Regions from separate parts of the Homo sapiens genome. Here region 2 is linked to region 1. A link is an interaction called in ENCODE POLR2A ChIA-PET data of the cell type or tissue named here. Cell type or tissue: OCI-LY7. All regions are shown on one strand. Each heading gives the region's core, and the rest is flanking DNA. Links, peaks and the distances in the headings are about the cores only. Region 1 overlaps ARFGAP3 (ARF GTPase activating protein 3). Region 2 overlaps BIK (BCL2 interacting killer).

The links. ChIA-PET counts read pairs that join two places held together with the same protein. Peaks named below come from ENCODE experiments on the same cell type or tissue, not always from the same donor. Only the 100,000 strongest peaks of a DNase experiment are listed, where the experiment ranks them.
Region 2: POLR2A ChIA-PET joins it to region 1 with 7 read pairs; 2 of 35 experiments call an interaction of 5 or more read pairs at or near these places.

The regions. Positions count from the first base shown.
Region 1 is chr22:42,845,467-42,853,794 of GRCh38, reverse strand. It overlaps ARFGAP3 (ARF GTPase activating protein 3), which reads left to right. Exons shown (of 16, transcript NM_014570.5): 2 at 6,163-6,281. It also overlaps the pseudogene COA1P1. Among named protein-coding and RNA genes, the nearest start is that of ARFGAP3, 7.6 kb to the left of the region's middle. In OCI-LY7, for the core only: no CTCF peak of the experiment used is centred there; no DNase peak of the experiment used is centred there.
Region 2 is chr22:43,119,133-43,127,460 of GRCh38, reverse strand. It overlaps BIK (BCL2 interacting killer), which reads right to left. Exons shown (of 5, transcript NM_001197.5): 2 at 3,278-3,445. The coding sequence starts at 3,438. Among named protein-coding and RNA genes, the nearest start is that of BIK, 13 kb to the right of the region's middle. RefSeq lists an enhancer at 8,065-8,224. In OCI-LY7, for the core only: no CTCF peak of the experiment used is centred there; DNase peaks (open chromatin) are centred at 2,444, 4,127 and 5,040; H3K4me3 peaks cover 3,714 bases; H3K27ac peaks cover 8,000 bases.

The DNA of each region.
Region 1 (8,328 bases), core at 318-8,317:
AGTGCCTCAAGGAAAAAATGGTCCTTTTCGGCAATGTGTTCGGTACTGGGGGCTTGGCCCTTGTGTATTACCGCATACAAAAGACTTTTTCCAGGGCTTTGTATTACCAGTTGGCATTGGAGCAGGTGCATAGCCATCCCAAGGCACAGGGAGCTCTGGGCCCTCTTCTCAACATTCACTGTCTCAAACTCACCAAGCACAACTTTGTGGACATTGCTGATGCCAAGTTGAAGATTCCTAGCTCTGGATCCAAGTCAGAGGGCCATCTCCATGTCAGCTCATCCAGAAGTGCCCCTTTCAGAGGTGGCACCTTGATGAGGTCTTCCTAGAGCCCAAGGATGGCCAGCAGATTCCCTTGTTCAAGCTCAGTGGGGAGAATGGTGAAGAAGTGAAAAAGGAGTAGAAACGATCCAAAAGACCCAGCTTTCTTCTAGTCTGGCCTTCCCTTATCTCCACCATGTGCCCACCAGGGGTGATGGCCCATCTGAGTGACAGACACTCCCGTAAGCTAATTTTCCAGCCACCAGTGGAATGATTGTATGTGCTGGCATATGGTAATTTTGGTATAATTCTAACTTGGGCACAACGAATGCTATTGTCATTTTTAAACTGAATCAGAAAGAAACTCTTATTATAAGATAATTTATGTGAAAGTTCTTTGTTTAAGAAAGCACATGATAAAAGGAATCAGAATTAAGAAAACATTCATTGATTTAAAAAACAAATAAATAGGCCGGGCGCGGTGGCTCACGCCTGTAACCCCAGTACCTTGGGAGGCTGAGGCGGGTGGATCACCTGAGGTCAGGAGTTCAAGACCAGCCTGGCCAACATGATGAAGCCCCGTCTCTACAAAAATACAAAAATTAGCTGGGCATGATGGCGAGTGCCTGTAATCTCAGCTGTTCGGGAGGCTGAGGCAGGAGAATCGCTTGAATCCAGGAAGCAGAGGTTGCAGTGAACCAAGGTCACGCCACTGCACTCCAGCCTGGGCAACAGAGAGCGACTCCATCTCACACGCACACACAAATAAAATAAAATTAAATAAATAAAATGGAGATCAAGACTAGCTACATAATTTGTGAAATGTACAAAATGAAAATGCAGGGCCCTTGTTTGAACAGTATTAAGAATTTCGGCCAGACACAGTGGCTCACACCTGTAATCCTAGCACTTTGGGAGGCCAAGGTGGGTGGATCATCTGAGCTCAGGAGTTCGAGACCAGCCTGGGCAACATGGTGAAACCCCATCTCTACTAAAAATACAAAAAATTAGCCAGGCGTGGTGCCATGTGCCTGTAATCCCAACTACTCGGGAGGCTGAGACAGGAGAGTTGCTTGAACCCAGGAGGCGGAGGTTGCAGTGAACCAAGATCACGCCATTGCACTCAAGAGTGGGCGACAGAGCGAGACCCTATCTCAAAAAAAAAGAATTTCAAGATGAGGCTAGGCGCGGTGGCGCCTGTAATCCCAGCACTTTGGGAGGCCGAGGCAGATGAATAGCTTGAGCTCAGGAGTTTGACACCAGCCTGGGCAACATGGTGAAACCTCATCTCTACCAAAAAAAAAAATTAAAATTAGCCATGCATGGTGGCTCATGCCTGTGGTCCCAGCTGCTCGGGAGGCTGAGGTGGGAGGATTGCTTGAGCTCGGGAGGCAGAGGTTGAAGTGAGTCGAGATCATATCATATACTCCAGCATGAGACCCTATCTCAAAAAAAAAAAAAAAGAATTTCAAGATGAGACAGCAGAGCATTAAGCCAATCACACACTCTTTTATTCTAAGTGTGGGGCCCTCTGCGACTGCATAGATCACACACATGCCCAGGAAGCTGGCCCTGATGGGGATGATCATAGTACCTTCTACTAGTACCCTACTAATGAAAGCGTTGTTAGGAAGATGAAATTGGCTAAAGTGCCAACAATAGTGCCTGAATTAAACACTCAATATTAGCTGTTATTATTATTTGTATACTAATTATTCTCATCATTAAACAAAACAAATTGTCAGTCAAAAGCTATTTCTTGCTCATCACCATAAGAACTGATGTTCTGCTTTAAAAGCCACATCTTGACTTTGGTTTGGGATTGCATATCAAATCAAAGCGCAGTCCCTGCTTCCAAAGCATAGCCTCCTGGTATAGCAGGAGGATCAAGGCAGCATTTATGGGAGCCAGACCTGTATTTCTCACCACTTCTGACCTCCACACGTCCCAGTCTCCACTTGTTAGCTCCTCTACCCCTATAAACTGCTCCACCATGTGCATTCGCATTTAGTGAGCACCTGTGTTGTGCCAGGCATGGTGCCAAGCTCAGGTGAATAAGGTAGACATGGCCCCCCCCTCATGGGGCTACATTTTAGCAATCCCTTAGCTTAGGTGATGGGTCCGGAGGATGCCAAAGCTGCCTGCCTCATTAGGAACCTCACTGCTCTCTTCTTGTAGCCAGTCTGGTGACCACCTCAGAAGTGATTCTCAAACTTGGCCTGCTCTGGGCTGTGTACCCAAAATCTCTGCCATCACCTCTACCAAAAACCCTTTGCATCCTGTCCTTGCTTACTAGGAAACAATCTTGTAACTAATTGTCTTGCCCACTGGACTGCTAGACTGTGGGCTCCATGTGGGCAGACTTCCTGAACCACGCTGGTATGTCCACTTGGTATGTGCCAGGTACACTTGATGGTAAGTGCACAGCAACTGGTAGTTGAGTAACTAGGTGAGAAATTACACACAGCCTGACGGGGAAGAACAGCACCTTTTGGCAGAGTCTGTCGTTTTGTTTGATGCCCCACAGAAGAGGGTTCTCCTAATGGCCATCACCACAGGGCGTTTGAATTTGCGCGTCTGTCTTCCCCACTTCTCAGTGAGCTCTTTAAAGACTAGCACCAATAAGCGTTCAGCTAGTGTTTGTGCTGCTACTTTTTCATACCTCATCACCTGTCACATGTCTGACATACAGCAGGTGATCAGTAAACACCAAAGTAAATCTCCTGGCCTCTTTTTGTGTCAGTTGTCACTCCACCCCGATTATTCAGTGTGCGATCAGTGTGAGCATATTGTGGTGAGGGGCTTTAGAAAACCCACTCGTGTTTCCTCTCTTGTATTGCCCTTGTATTGCCCTGAAAAGACCAGAAGCCAGATCTTGCTTGATAATGATAGGTTGGACAACCTTCACATAAGTGATTCTGCCTATAAAGTATATCTTTTTTTTTTTTTTTTTTTTTTTTTTGATAGCAGGGTCTCACTGTTGCTGAGGCTGGAGTGCAGTGGAGTGGTCTCCGCTCATTGCATCCTCCGCCTCCCAGGCTCAAGCGATCCTCTCACCTCAAACTCCTGAGTAGCTGAGACTACAGGCACGTTCCACCACGCCGGCTAATTTTTTTAATTTTTTGGTAGAGATAGGGTTTCGCCATGTTGCCCAGGCTGGTCTCAAACTCTTGAGCTCAAGCGATCTACCTGCCTTGGCCTCCCAAAGTGCTAGGATTACAGGTGTGAGCCACTGCACCCAGCCTATATATCTAATATGTATTTTTTTTTCCTGCAAAAAGATTAAAAACACCTCTATTAGAGGAATTTTTTCCCTATTCGGAGTTTAATGAGTTATAAATACTACTTTCCACAACAAGCACTGTGTATTTTATGGGCCCAGCACACTTCCGACGCGTGACTCTGCTAGTTAGCACTGTGTATTTTAAAGTACTTTTATGCTCCTGTTGGGCTTCAGTGTCAGTGTTGAAGGGGCTAGTAATTTTTGAGCTGGCAATACGTTTTTAAAGTTATTCTTTTGAGTAACAAATATTTACTGAATGCTTACCATGGGTAAGCCTATTTTTCAGGCTGTGTGTGAGATTTAAAAGTACACAACTATTCAGCAAACACTTATTGTGCGTTTACCATGTGCAGGTTCTGTGCTAGTGGACAGGAAAGTAAGGTGACAGGAGCCGGACGTGGTGGCTCACACCTGTAATCCTAGCATTTTGGGAGGCCGAGAGGGCCCAAATTGCTTGAGCCCAGGCGTTCAAGACCAGCTTAGGCAACATAGCAAGACCCCCATCTCTACAAAAGAAAAAAAAAAATCTGGGCACGGTGGCATACACTTGTCCTAACTGCTTAGGAGGCTGAGGGGGGTGGATGGCTCGAGCTCAAGAGTTCGAGACTGCAGTGAGCTAGGACCGTGCCACTGCACTCCAACCTAGGTGACAGAGCCAGACCTTGTCTCTTTAAAAAAAAAAAAAAAAAAGCCATAAAGCAGCGAGCTAGGACCGTGCCACTGCACTCCAGCCTAGGTGAGAGCCAGACCTTGTCTCCTTAAAAAAAAAAGAAAAAAAGCCATAAAGATTAGCAAAAGGGAAAGATTCTACCCCTGTAAGAGCTCTCAGTGCCCTCAGTGGGCAGGGAACGTAGTCCTCGGTTATGAACCTGCATCTAAGAGTTATCAAAGTGACCTGGACAGAGTGAGGCAGTGGAGGTAGAGAAGGGCACAGCATTTCATAAAGGAATATCTCTCTGTATTAGTCATCTATTGCTGTGTATCAGATCACCCCCAACTTGGCATCATAAAACAACAGATAGTTCTGAGGGTCAGGAATTTGGGGGTGACTTAGCTGGCTGCTTCTGACCCAGGGTCTTTCATGAGGCTGCAGTCAAGCTGTTGGCCCAGGGCTGAGGTCATCTGGGAGCTTACTCACATGGTGGTTGGCAGGCCTCCTCTCCTCGCTGGCAGTTGGACTGGGGGCCTCAACTCCTCAGCACTTCACCCTCTCCACAGGGCAACCTGAGTGTCCTCAAGACATGGCACCTGGCTTCCCCTAGAGCTAGTGATCCAAGGTGGGGAGGGAGAGAGGGGGAGAGAGAAAAAGAGAGTGGGGGAGACAGGAAAAGGCCATAGTGTCATTTGTAACCCAATCTCAAAAATGACATGGTCATTTCTGCCATATACACATAGACACACAGATCACCTTGGTAAAGTGAGGGTGGTGGAGATTACACGGGATGCAAATACCAGGAGGTGGGTTTCACTGGGGCCATCTTGGAGTCTGGCTGCCACAACCTCTTCCTCTGGCTGGGGAGAGAAGCAATATGCTCAACAGCCTGCCATCTGGTATAGCCACTGCCAGGAAGGATGGTAGGGCTGGAGTGTTTCTAGGCAGGGCTGCTTCCCTCACTAGCATTCCTTTACATGACTGGTAGGATCCCTGCTGATGCTTCAAGGATAAGGCATGTTTGAGATGGTACACAAACCTAAATTCTCTTCACTATGTATAGTGTGCATTGTTAAAATATATACATGATAGCCCGGGCGCGGTGGCTCACGCCTGTAATCCCAGCACTTTGGGAGTCCAAGGCGGGTGGATCACGAGGTCAGGAGATCGAGACTATCCTGGCTAACACGGTGAAACCCCATCTCTACTAAATATACAAAAAATTAGCCGGGTGCGGTGGCGGGCGCCTGTAGTCCCAGCTACTCAGGAGGCTGAGGCAGGAGAATGGCATGAACCTGGGAGGCGGAGCTTGCAGTGAGACGAAATCGTGCCGCTGCACTCCAGCCTGGGCGACAGAGCGAGACTCCGTCTCAAAAATAAATAGATAAATATATATATAACATAATCTGTAATATACTGTATAAATCATGTAGTAAACTGGGCACAGTGGCTCGTGCCTGTAATCCCAACACTATGGGAGGCCGAGGCTGCCAGATCACCTGAGGTCAGGAATTCGAGACCAGCCTGTCCAACATGGTAAAACCCCATCTCTACTAAAAGTACTAAATTAGTTGGGTATAGTGGTGTGAGCCTGTAGTCCCAGCTACTCCGGAGGCTGAGGCAGGAGAATCAATGGAACCTGGAAAGCAGAGGTTACAGTGAGCCGAGATTGCACCATTGCACTCCAGCCTGGGTGACAGAGCGAAACTCTGTCTCAGAATAAAAAAATACATAATATAGTAATTAACTATACTAATTTATAATTAATATAATTATATATAATAATAAAAGAGCATGAAATTTGAGGCTTTTAAAAAAACCTAGGTGAGATATTTTCTAATAATACAATCCCAAAGTTTACATTGTAAAGGTTAAACAGTTTTCAAGCTAAGTCATTTACTGTATCTTACAGGATAATTTATTTGGCTAACATAAATTAGTAACTGAATTTAACATTTTTTTTCAGGTGTGTTTTGATTGTGGTGCCAAAAATCCCAGCTGGGCAAGCATAACCTATGGAGTGTTCCTTTGCATTGATTGCTCAGGGTCCCACCGGTCACTTGGTGTTCACTTGAGTTTTATTCGGTAAGTGAATCTTCTCTCATTGGGGTGAGATTGATTACATTGTTACATGGGTGTTTTTTTCCCTTTTTTCTTTTCTTTTTTTGAGACAGTGTCTTGCCTTGTCGCCTGTCACCTTGGCTGCAGGAGTGCCATCATAGCTCACTGGGCTCAAGTGAACTCAGCCTCTACAAAAAATAAAAAATGTTGTGGTGTGATGATGTATAACTCTAGTCCTAGTTACTCAGGAGGCTGAAGTGGGAGGATCACTTAAGCCCAGGAGTCAAGGCTGCAGTGAACTATGATCTTGCCGCTGCATTCCAGCCTGGGCGACAGAGTAAGACCCTGTCTCTTAAAAAAAAAAAAAAGAAAGAAAGAAATGTGATTTTCAGTGTTGCCATACAGTATTAAAAGGTGAGGCCTTTAAGAATTGATTGAGCCCTCATTGGTATGGGTTAATGGGTTATCATGTAAGCGGCTTTATAGGAAAAGGAGGAGAGACCTGAGCTAGCACGCTCAGCGTTCTCACTAGGCGATGCTGCCTCTGGACTCTACAGAGTCCAACCAGTAAGAAGGTTCTTACCAGATGTAGCCCCTTGACCTTGGTCTTCTCAGCCTCCTTAACTGTAAGAAATCAACTTCTTTTCTTTATAAATTACCCAGTTTCAGGAATTCTGTTACAAGCAATGAAAAACCGATTTATGTCAATCATCTTCTAATAATTCGGCAGTACAAAGTACAGACTCATGGGAGAAGGGGAATCAGGTGCTGTGGGTCTGTCCTATGTCCTCCAAAGTGGAGAGTTTATGTCAATGATGAGACACTCTCCTTGTATCAGGGCTTCACTTCCACCGTAATCTTATAGCTCTGGCTTCCAAGGACACTAATATCACAAAGCCTGAGTGAATGATTTTTAGTGGCAGTTTCAAATGTTTATAACATGAAGGTCTTTTTTCTCCTTTTATCTGAAGACTTGGGCTGCATTGGCCCCTCTGGTGAGTAAACCGTCTTCTACTTCTGATACTCTATGGCAATAGCCCATATGGGGCCTTTTGCATCAGAAGAAGACACCACCTTTGGACTGACAGTCTGATGGGATAACCCCACAGTCCAGTGGGAGGCAGGACTATTTGTGAAGTGAAATAAATTGAAATAATAAAAGAAATAATGGAAAGATCCCCAGGGCTTGGAAGCTAAGCAAGGCCTGCCTGTCACCTGCCACAGGCCCTTGCCAGGACAACTTGTGCAGAGCACCCTCAAACAGCCATGGCTTAGTCATTGCTGCCTCCCCCAGACAATTTCCAGAGATTTCCCTACTCCATCTTTTCTAGGGAAGGAACCAGCTAGGCTGCCCATCTGGAATTGTGGCAAGCAATCTTATATTATGACTTAAGGAATATCGAAATATTGATAGAACGTGATTATTAAAAAGGAGCATTTGTTTCTATAAGATAAAATCTATTATGATTCTTTGTCTTTTTTTTTTTTTTTTTTTTTTTGAGATGGAGTTTTGCTCTTGTCGCCCAAGCTGGAGTGCAATGGCGCGATCTCAGCTCACTGCAACCTCCACCTCCTGGGTTCAAGCGATTCTCCTGCCTCAGCCTCCCAAGTAGCTGGGATTACAAGTGCGCGCCACCACACTCAGCTAATTTTTGTATATTTAGTAGAGATGGGCTTTCACCTTGTTGGCCAGGATGGTCTTGATCTCCTGACCTTGTGATCCACCCCCCTCGTCCTCCCAAAGTGTTGGGATTACGGGCGTGAGCCACTGTGCCTGGCCTTGCCTTCTGTTTTCTTCTAAGAGTTTTATAGTTTTAGGTCTTACCTTTAAGTCTTTGATTCATTTTGAATTAATTTTTGTTCACAATGTCAGGTAAGAGTTCAACTTCATTCTTTTGTATGCGGATACCTAGTTTTTCCATCACCATTTGTTGAAAAGACTGTCTTTTCCCCATTGAATCAAACTTGGGGTTTTTTTTTGTTGTTGTTGTTTTGGGTTTTTTTTTTTTTTTGAGATGGAGTCTTGCTTTGTCACCCAGGCTGGGGTGCAGTGGCACGATCTTGGCTCACC
Region 2 (8,328 bases), core at 73-8,072, 270 kb before region 1:
CAAAAAGAATCCTGGGGCAGGCCCACCTGTGGGCTTTGGTGGAAATGGTGGACAAGGGGAACAGGCAGGTCTGGGGGTGCTGAGCCCCCGGATGGCTGAGGCTGACCAAGGGGAATGGACAGGTCTGGTGGTGCTGAGTCCCCCGGATGGCTGAGCCCCCTTGAGCCCCCTTCCCACAGGGGTTGCAGCTTACCTTCCTTTGTGGGAGGTGAGGGGGCTCTAAGACCTGTGTCCTGGTCCCAATCCTGAAACCAGCCCTGCTGGCACCACCCCTCTCCAAATGGGGGGACTAAGAAGCCCCTAGTAGGCCCCCCACTAAACCACATCCTTGATCCTACACCCCACCCGCATTCACTCCCACACAAAGACTAAGACACTCCCCACCCTCCCAGCTTGCTGGTCTGGGCCTCTACCAGGGACCTGTGTGCATTCCATCCCAGTGACTACACCGGGGGAACTCCCAGGGAAGTGGGACTCCTAGGGGCCCTGAGCTGAGGCCGGCCCTGGGCCCTGGCCCCACCCACCTGACCTGCCAATGCCCTGGGCCTACACTCCCTACTTGGAGGGGATGCGGGTGGGAGGGGTACAGGTGTGGGCTGGCAATCAGGGTTGGGGGCTGTGGTCCTACCTTCTGTTACCCTGGGAAACCTCAGGAAAATACTGCCCCAGGCTTCATGTCCTCCAACCTTGTCCATTAATGGACAGGTGCCTCCAGTTCTAAAATCCTTAATGACTAAAAATCCTGAGGCTGAAAAAAAAAATCCTGAGCAGAAAAGAATCCTGTGGAACATGGAGCTGGTCCCTGGCCTGTGGGAGGTGCCACATCAGAGACAGGATTCCCCAGCAGAAAGCAACAGCCCAGGTCAGGCCTGACCATTCTCTTCCAGGCTCAGGGTAGAAACTACTGAGGTCAGCTGCTCCTGGGCCTTCACGTTCCTCATCTGTACCAGGGGAAGAATGAAAGTGCCAGTCCTGGCCGGGTGTGGTGGCTCACGCCTGTAATCCCAGCACTTTTTGGGAGGCCGAGGCAGGCAGATCACGAGGTCAGGAGATCGAGACCATCCTGGCTAACATGATGAAACCCTGTCTCTACTGAAAATACAAAAAATTAGCCAGGTGTGGTGGCAGGCGCCTGTAGTCCCAGCTACTCAGGAGGCTGAGGCAGGAGAATGGCGTAAACCAGGGAGGTGGAGCTTGTGGTGAGCAGAGATCATGCCACTGTACTCCAGCCTGGGCGACACAGCGAGACTCCGTCTCAAAAAAAAAAAAAAAGCCGGGCATGCTGGTGCACGCCTGCACTCCCAGCTACTCAGGAGGCTGAGGCAGGAAAATCACTTGAACCCGGGAGGTGGAGGTTGCAGTGAGCCAAGATCATGCCACTGCACTCCAGCCTGGGTGACAGAGACTCTGTCTCAAAAAAAAAAAAAAAAAGTGCAGGTCCTTCCTGCCGCTGGGATGGCCGGGTGTGCCTGGACATCTGGGTATGCTGCCGTGTGCTGGACATAGCTGGGAGCAGTTGGCAGAGTGCAAGGGTCAGGTCCTACTGGACCTTGGCCCCTGAAACCCCAGGCAAATCCTGCTGCCTCCAGGGTCCTTGTCAGTCCAAGGAAGATCCCTTCTTCATGCCTCAGTGATTCTTTGAAGCCGGGACCAGGAACTGCATGGCCTCCTCAGGCTCTTCCATAGGTTCTGGTTTTCTTTCTTTTTTCTTTCTTTCTTTTCTCTTTCTCTTTTTTTGTGAAACGGAGTCTTACTCTGTTACCCAGGCTGGAGTGCAGTGGTGCAATCTCAGGGCTCACTGCAACCTCCACGTCCCGGGTTCAAGTGATTTTCCTGCCTCAGCCTCCTGAGTAGCTGGGACTACCAGCGCCCATCCCCCCACCCCCGGCCCCATACCTGGGTAACATTTGTATTTTTAGTAGAGGTTGGGTTTCACCATGTTGGCCAGGCTAGTCTCGAACTCCCAACCTCAGGTGATCCGCCCACCTCAGCCTCCCAAAGTGCTGGGATTACAGGCATGAGCCACGGCGCCCGGCCCGGTTCTGGTTTTCTAAAATGAGAGCCGTCAGAGGCAGTTGAACCAGAGCGACTCCATCTTGATTAGGGGCTGGGTAACAAAAGGCTGAGACCTACTGGGTTGCATTCCCAGGAGGCTAGGAATTCTAAGTCACAGGATGAGATAGGACATCAGCATAAGATACAGGTTACAAAGACCCTGCTGATAAAACAGGATTCGGCAAAGACGCCAGCCAAAGCCCACCAAAGCCAAGATGGGCACAAAAGTGACCTCCAGTCATCCTCACTATTCATTGTGCACCAACTATATTAGCATGTTGGAGTCACTCACCAGTGCCACGACAGTTTACAAATGCCACGGCAACGTCAGGAAGTTGCCCTATATTGTCTAAAAGGAGGAGGAATTCTCGGTTCCGGGAACTGCCCACCCCTTACCCGGAAACTCATGAATAATCCACCCCTTGTTTAGCATGTAATCAGGAAATAACTATAAGTATATTCAGTTGAGCAGCCCATGCCGCTGCTCTGCCTATAGAGTAGGTTTTCTTTTTTTGAGATGGAGTCTCGCTCTGTTGCCCAGGCTGGAGTGCATTTTTGCAACCTTGGGTCACTGCAACCTCTGCCTCCTGGGTTCAAGAGATTCTCCTGCCTCAGCCTCCCGACTAGCTGGGACTACAGACATGTGCCACCAGGCCCAGCTACTTTTTGTATTTTTAGTAGAGACAGGGTTTTGCCATGTTGGCCAGGCTGGTCTCGAGCTCCTGACCTCAAGTGATCCGCCTGCCTCAGCCTCCCTAAGTGCTGGGATTACAGGCGCGAGCCACTGCGTGTGGCCCAAATTCTTTCTTGCTTGAGATCTAAGAACCCTCTCTTGGGATCTGGATCGGGTCCCCTTTCTGGCAACAGAGTCACCTCCTTCAAGAGGCCCTGATGTCCTCAGCAGGTCGCTAAGGGCCTGTCTAGCTCCCTGAGGCCCAAACACTGTGCCATTTTGACAGCCAGGGGCCCCAGGTCCATCTTGAGACTGTGAACATGCTGGCTGTCCAGGGGTCTGTGAGCTGGTATCAGGGGAGGGTGGGGCAGCAAAGTGAAGCCGCTCCCAGGGCAGAAGCCTCCATGCCCACATCCGGGAAATCTTCCTCTCGGAGGCCCTGCCTGGGAGGCATCTGCAGGCGCTCCCCCGCTCATAGAATGTCTGCTCATCCAGCCCACCCCTGAAGTCACTATCAGGCAGGGGGTAGGGCAGGCCATGGGGACCTACCTGCCCTCCATGCATTCCAAAGAATCGAAGTCCTCCATAGGGTCCAGGTCCTCTTCAGAGTCAGTCATGCCAAGAACCTCCATGGTCGGGGGTTCCAGGAGCTGCTCATACAGGAGGGTCTCCATCAAGATGTCTCTGGAGAGGGGTCTTACTTCAGACATTTCTCCTCTGGGGCAAAAAGACAGCATATGACTGGACCCCTAAGAACTGAGCAGTCTGGGGGCTCTCTCACAGGATGACCCCCAGATTGTATAGCCCTACTCACCAGCTCTTTTGATCCGCTAAAGCCGTCAATATCCCCCAACCCCAGCTCCCACAGGCATGAATCCTGCTACATGCTGGCTGTGTGCCTCTGGGCAAGTCGCCTAGCATCTCTGTTCTTGGAAGGGAGGAACTTGAAGATGATTCATAAGGGCCCTTTCTTTCTTTCTTTGTTTTTGGATACTGAGTCTTGCTGGAGGCTGGAGGGCAGTGGCACAATCTTGGCTCACTGCAACCTCTGCCTCCTGGGTTCAAGCAATTCTCCTGCCTCAGCCTCCCGAGTAGCTGGGACTACAGGCATGAGCTATGCCTGGCTAATTATTTTGTATTTTTAGTAAAGACGGGGGTTTCATCATGTTGGCCAGGCTGGTCTTGAACTCCTGACCTCAAAGTGATCCACCCCACCTCGGCCTCCCAAAGTGCTGGGACGACAGACATGAGCCACCACGCCCAGCCTTTTTCTTCTTTGTGAAACAAAATCAGAGTATAAATAAATATTAGAAGTTCTCCTCGGACACCAGCCCTCAAGAACCTGTCAAAGCAGAAAACCCAGGCACCTGCTGTCAGCACAGGGGACAGAGGCCAGGCTGCAGGGCGATTCCTCTGTACCACTTAACAGAAGGCTACACCTGTTCTTTGGTGTCTGCTGTTTCTCTTGAGAAGAAAGGCAGAGAGGCAGCATGAGAAAAACGTATCACAATCCCCATTCCCAGAGAGACCATCGCTAATTCTTCTAGTGTTTTTCCTAAACACTTGTGCGCATCACACATCCTTCTTCACAAATGGGATCACCCCATACAGTGTCTTACAGCCTTCTTTACTGGCAGATGCTATTTACCTCTCCGATATCCATTCCACCTGGCTCCTTGCTGATAGAACCCCAATTTTCTTCGGGGTGGCCCTGCATCCTCATTCATCTAAGCCAACCATGGCCCTCCTCTCCCTCAGCTTCCCAGCATCCCTTGCAGCTGGTGACAACCATGTAACCCAGTTCTGGTCAATGAGGGCTCAGAGGCTGGAGGCAGGGGTTGGATGCCAGGGAGTAGACACAGCCAGGGCAGCTCCTTCAAAGATGGAGCTGCAGTGGCTGACCAAGAAGAGCAGAGTGGGGAGGCAGAGAGCGGCCAGGCCTGAGGGTGTCACTGAGCTGTCTCCTCCAACTGTGTGTAAGAAAAATGAACCCAAATGTGTCCTCATCACCATTCACTGAGTTTCCTCTTCTTTGCCACCAAAGGCCTTCCTAACTATGATCATTGCGAATCCCATGCCAGTACATGTTTCATCATGATGGCAGAGAAGGGTTCTGCGACCTGATTCACCATCATGTACCCCACATTTACCCTACAGGGTACCAAACAGCCTTAGATGTAGATGACGATAATGACGATGACTGTGGCACGGAAATCTAATGGCCTAGTTCAAAGCCCGGCTCTGGCAGTTAGCAGCAGTGTGTCAATTTCTTCATCTGTGAAATGGGTTTCATGGTCTGAGAGCCCCGCCCTGGGCTATTGGGAAGACGAAATAAGGAACTCCTTCATGTACTTTGAACAGGGCCTGGCACGCTGGGAGGAAGTTGGCACTAACCATTACCTTTATGCTTCAACTCATTATTTTCTTACCATAATGCCCTGGGTGTTCTTAATTTTTAATTCCTCATGCCTGCTGACAGGACACTCCGCCCTCCCACCATCTCACTGAGCTGTTTGTTCACACAGGACACTGAGGCTTAGAGAGGTTCATGACTAAGCCAAGAAGGGACAGAGCTCCAAGTCTCCCTGACCCCCAGGAGAGAGAAAACTGACGGCAGGCAGGACCCACAGCGCCGCCCTCCCACAGGCCTAGGCACAAGTGTGTGCTCACGACTTGCTTTCAGCATTCAAGGGAGATGGATGGGCCGGGTGCGGTGGCTCACGCCTGTAATCCCAGCACTTTGGGAGGCTGAGACAGGCGGATCACCTGAGGTCAGGAGTTTGAGACCAGCCTGGCCAACATGGTAAAACCCCGCCTCTAATAAAAATACAAAATTAGCCAGGCGTGGTGACATACGCCTGTAATCCCAGCTTGAACCTGGGAGGCAGAGCTAGATTCTGACTCAAAAAGAAAAAATAAGGTTTCACAGATGAGATGTTTTACATTGTATAGACGGCCAGCAGTGTGCGTGTTAAGCTGGCATTAGAAGAACTGTGTCCAGAACTTCCAGCTGCCTTGGGTGTCTATGCAAATGGCATTTCCCTAGGAAAGCAGCTCCAGCCCTTGTTTGCTTTTCCCCCCTTTCCCTTCCCCTCGAAAAGGCAGTCTCCTGCTTTGTGCTCCTGGAGACCCCAGTACCTCCACGCCCCGCAAAGCCAGAGCAACAGTGGAACCTCACCTCACTGTGAGCTGAGCTGTGAGCTGCACCGAGCCTCGCCTTGACCCACTGTGCCCACAGCCCCCTTACCCAGCAGGCATTCCGAGAATCCTTAGGCGCCAGATAGGAAGAAGGCCCCAGCCACCAGAGTGGGCTGCGCTGCCGAGGGTCTGCAGCAGAGTGCAGGTCAGGCCTACCTGAGGAGTCAGTCACCCACGCTCTGCCTGCAAGACCCTTTCAAGCTCCCCACCCTGCCAACCTCCCCATCTGAGTAGACCCAGGACCACATCTCACCTTAGGTTGATACCCTAGCCCAACCCTTCCTGCACCAGCCTCAGTTTCCCCATCTATTGTGTTTTTGTTGGTGGTAGTGTTTTTTTGTTTGTTTGTTTGTTTGTTTTTGAGACAGTCTCACTCTATTGCCCAGGCTGGAGTGCAGTGGTGTGATCTCAGCTCAGGTGCAACCTCCGCCTCCCAGGTTCAAGTGATTCTCCTGCCTCAGACTCCCAGGTAGCTGGGATTACAGGCACATGCCACCACACCCGGCTAATTTTTGTATTTTTAGTAGAGTCGGGGTTTTACCATGTTGGCCAGGCTGGTCTCAACTCCTGATCTCAAGTGATCCACCCGCCTCAGCCTCCCAAAGTACTGGGATTACAGCACTTTGGATTAATTTATTAAATACCCATTACCCTCTACCACAAAGAAGGGACCTAATCTGAACCTTTAACCATCTGGCCTCTGGGCCCAGGCCCTCAGATTGACTTGATATGAATGGCAAAGATCCCATCACCAACTGGGCCTAGGCTGGCCTTAGGGCCCAGATCTGCATGGGAAAAGTGTGGAGCCAGGGAGCGGAAGGTGGGGAGCCTGCCCAGGAGGGTCCTTGCAGCAGCGACCTCCTGCTCTGGTCTCTCCTGGCCACCCCACCAGCCCAAGGGAGGCCCAGTCCTGTCAGCTCCTACCTGGCACCAGCTCTGAATGCCTTACTGGTCTCCAGCCTTCAGTGGAGCTCTCTCCAACCTAATCTCAAGGTAGCAGCCTCAACCCTGACCCTGTCACTGCTCTGTTCGGCTCCCTAGACCTGGCCTGGTGCAGTGCGGCTCACGCCTGTAATCCCAGCACTTTGAGAGGTGGAGGCAGGTGGATCACCTGAGCTTAGGAGTTTGAGACTAGCCTGGCTAACATGGTGAAACGCCATCTCCACTAAAAATACAAAAATTAACCAGGTGTGGTGGCGCTCGCCTATAATCCCAGCTACTTGGGAGGCTGAGGCAGGAGAATCACTTGAATCCAGGAGGCAGAATATGCAGTGAGCCGAGACCGCGCCATTGCACTCCAACCTGGGTGACAGAGCAAGACTTGTCTCAAAAACAAGTGGGGGGTTGTGCCACATCCACTAACAGGCCCTCCCCCTGTGGCCCTGCCACCCCAATCTTGGTTCCCGCGCTAACCACACTCAAGTATGCTTTCCATGGATGGTGCCTGGTCCTGCCATGCCTCCAAAGTCTTCAAATGTGCAGAGCTCACCAGCCAACCTCAGACCGGCCCATGCCTACGCCTATTGGTCCTTTTTTAAAAATTAAATTTTATTATTATTTTTTTCACAGACAGGGTCTCACCCGTTTGCCCAGGCTGGAGTGCAGTGGCCTGATCATGCTCACTACAGCCTCAAACTCCTGGGCTCAGGTAATCATCCCACCTCAGCCTCCAGGGTAACTCGACAGGTATGTACCACTGCACTTGGCTCATTTTTATAGAATTGCTGTAGAGATAGGGTCTTGCTTTGTTGCCCAGGCTTGTCTCGGAACTCCTGGCTTCAACTCCCGCCTGGGCCTCCCAAAGTACTGAGAGGATGGGTATGAGGCTGGCCTATTCGGGCATCACCTTCTTGGACCCTCAGAGTCTGCTTGGGGGCCTCCTGGGGGTCCTGCAGCCCCTGTCTCTGCTCCCCTCTGGCTCCAGCTGACCACTGCACTCCAGGCTGGGCTACAGGGCAAGACTCCATATCAGAAAAAAAAAAAATTAGAATGGAGATACTAGTAACACCTATTGCACAGGACTGTTGTGGGGATGAAATGATCCGGCACAGAGTAAACCGCTAAGAGAGGGGCTGCTGCTCTTATCAGTTTCTGGTTGTCAGCCCAAGGCCTGGCATAGAGCAGACATATGTTTGTTGACTGAAGACATGAAGGCAACCTATTCCCAGAGGACCCACTGTGAGGTCACTGCAGCTGCAGATACAGGAAACTGGACTGGTTTTTATTATCTTTTTTTTTCCAGCAAACTTGCAAATGAGTAGTTGAAACCCTTCTTTGGTGAAGGAAGACACACCTAGCCATGTGTCCCCACCCAGGCTACAGCCCGCACTTAGCCTCCTACACACTCACCAGTGGAAACACCAGGCGCCAGTCAGAAGCCCTATTTTACCCTAAGAGGTTAG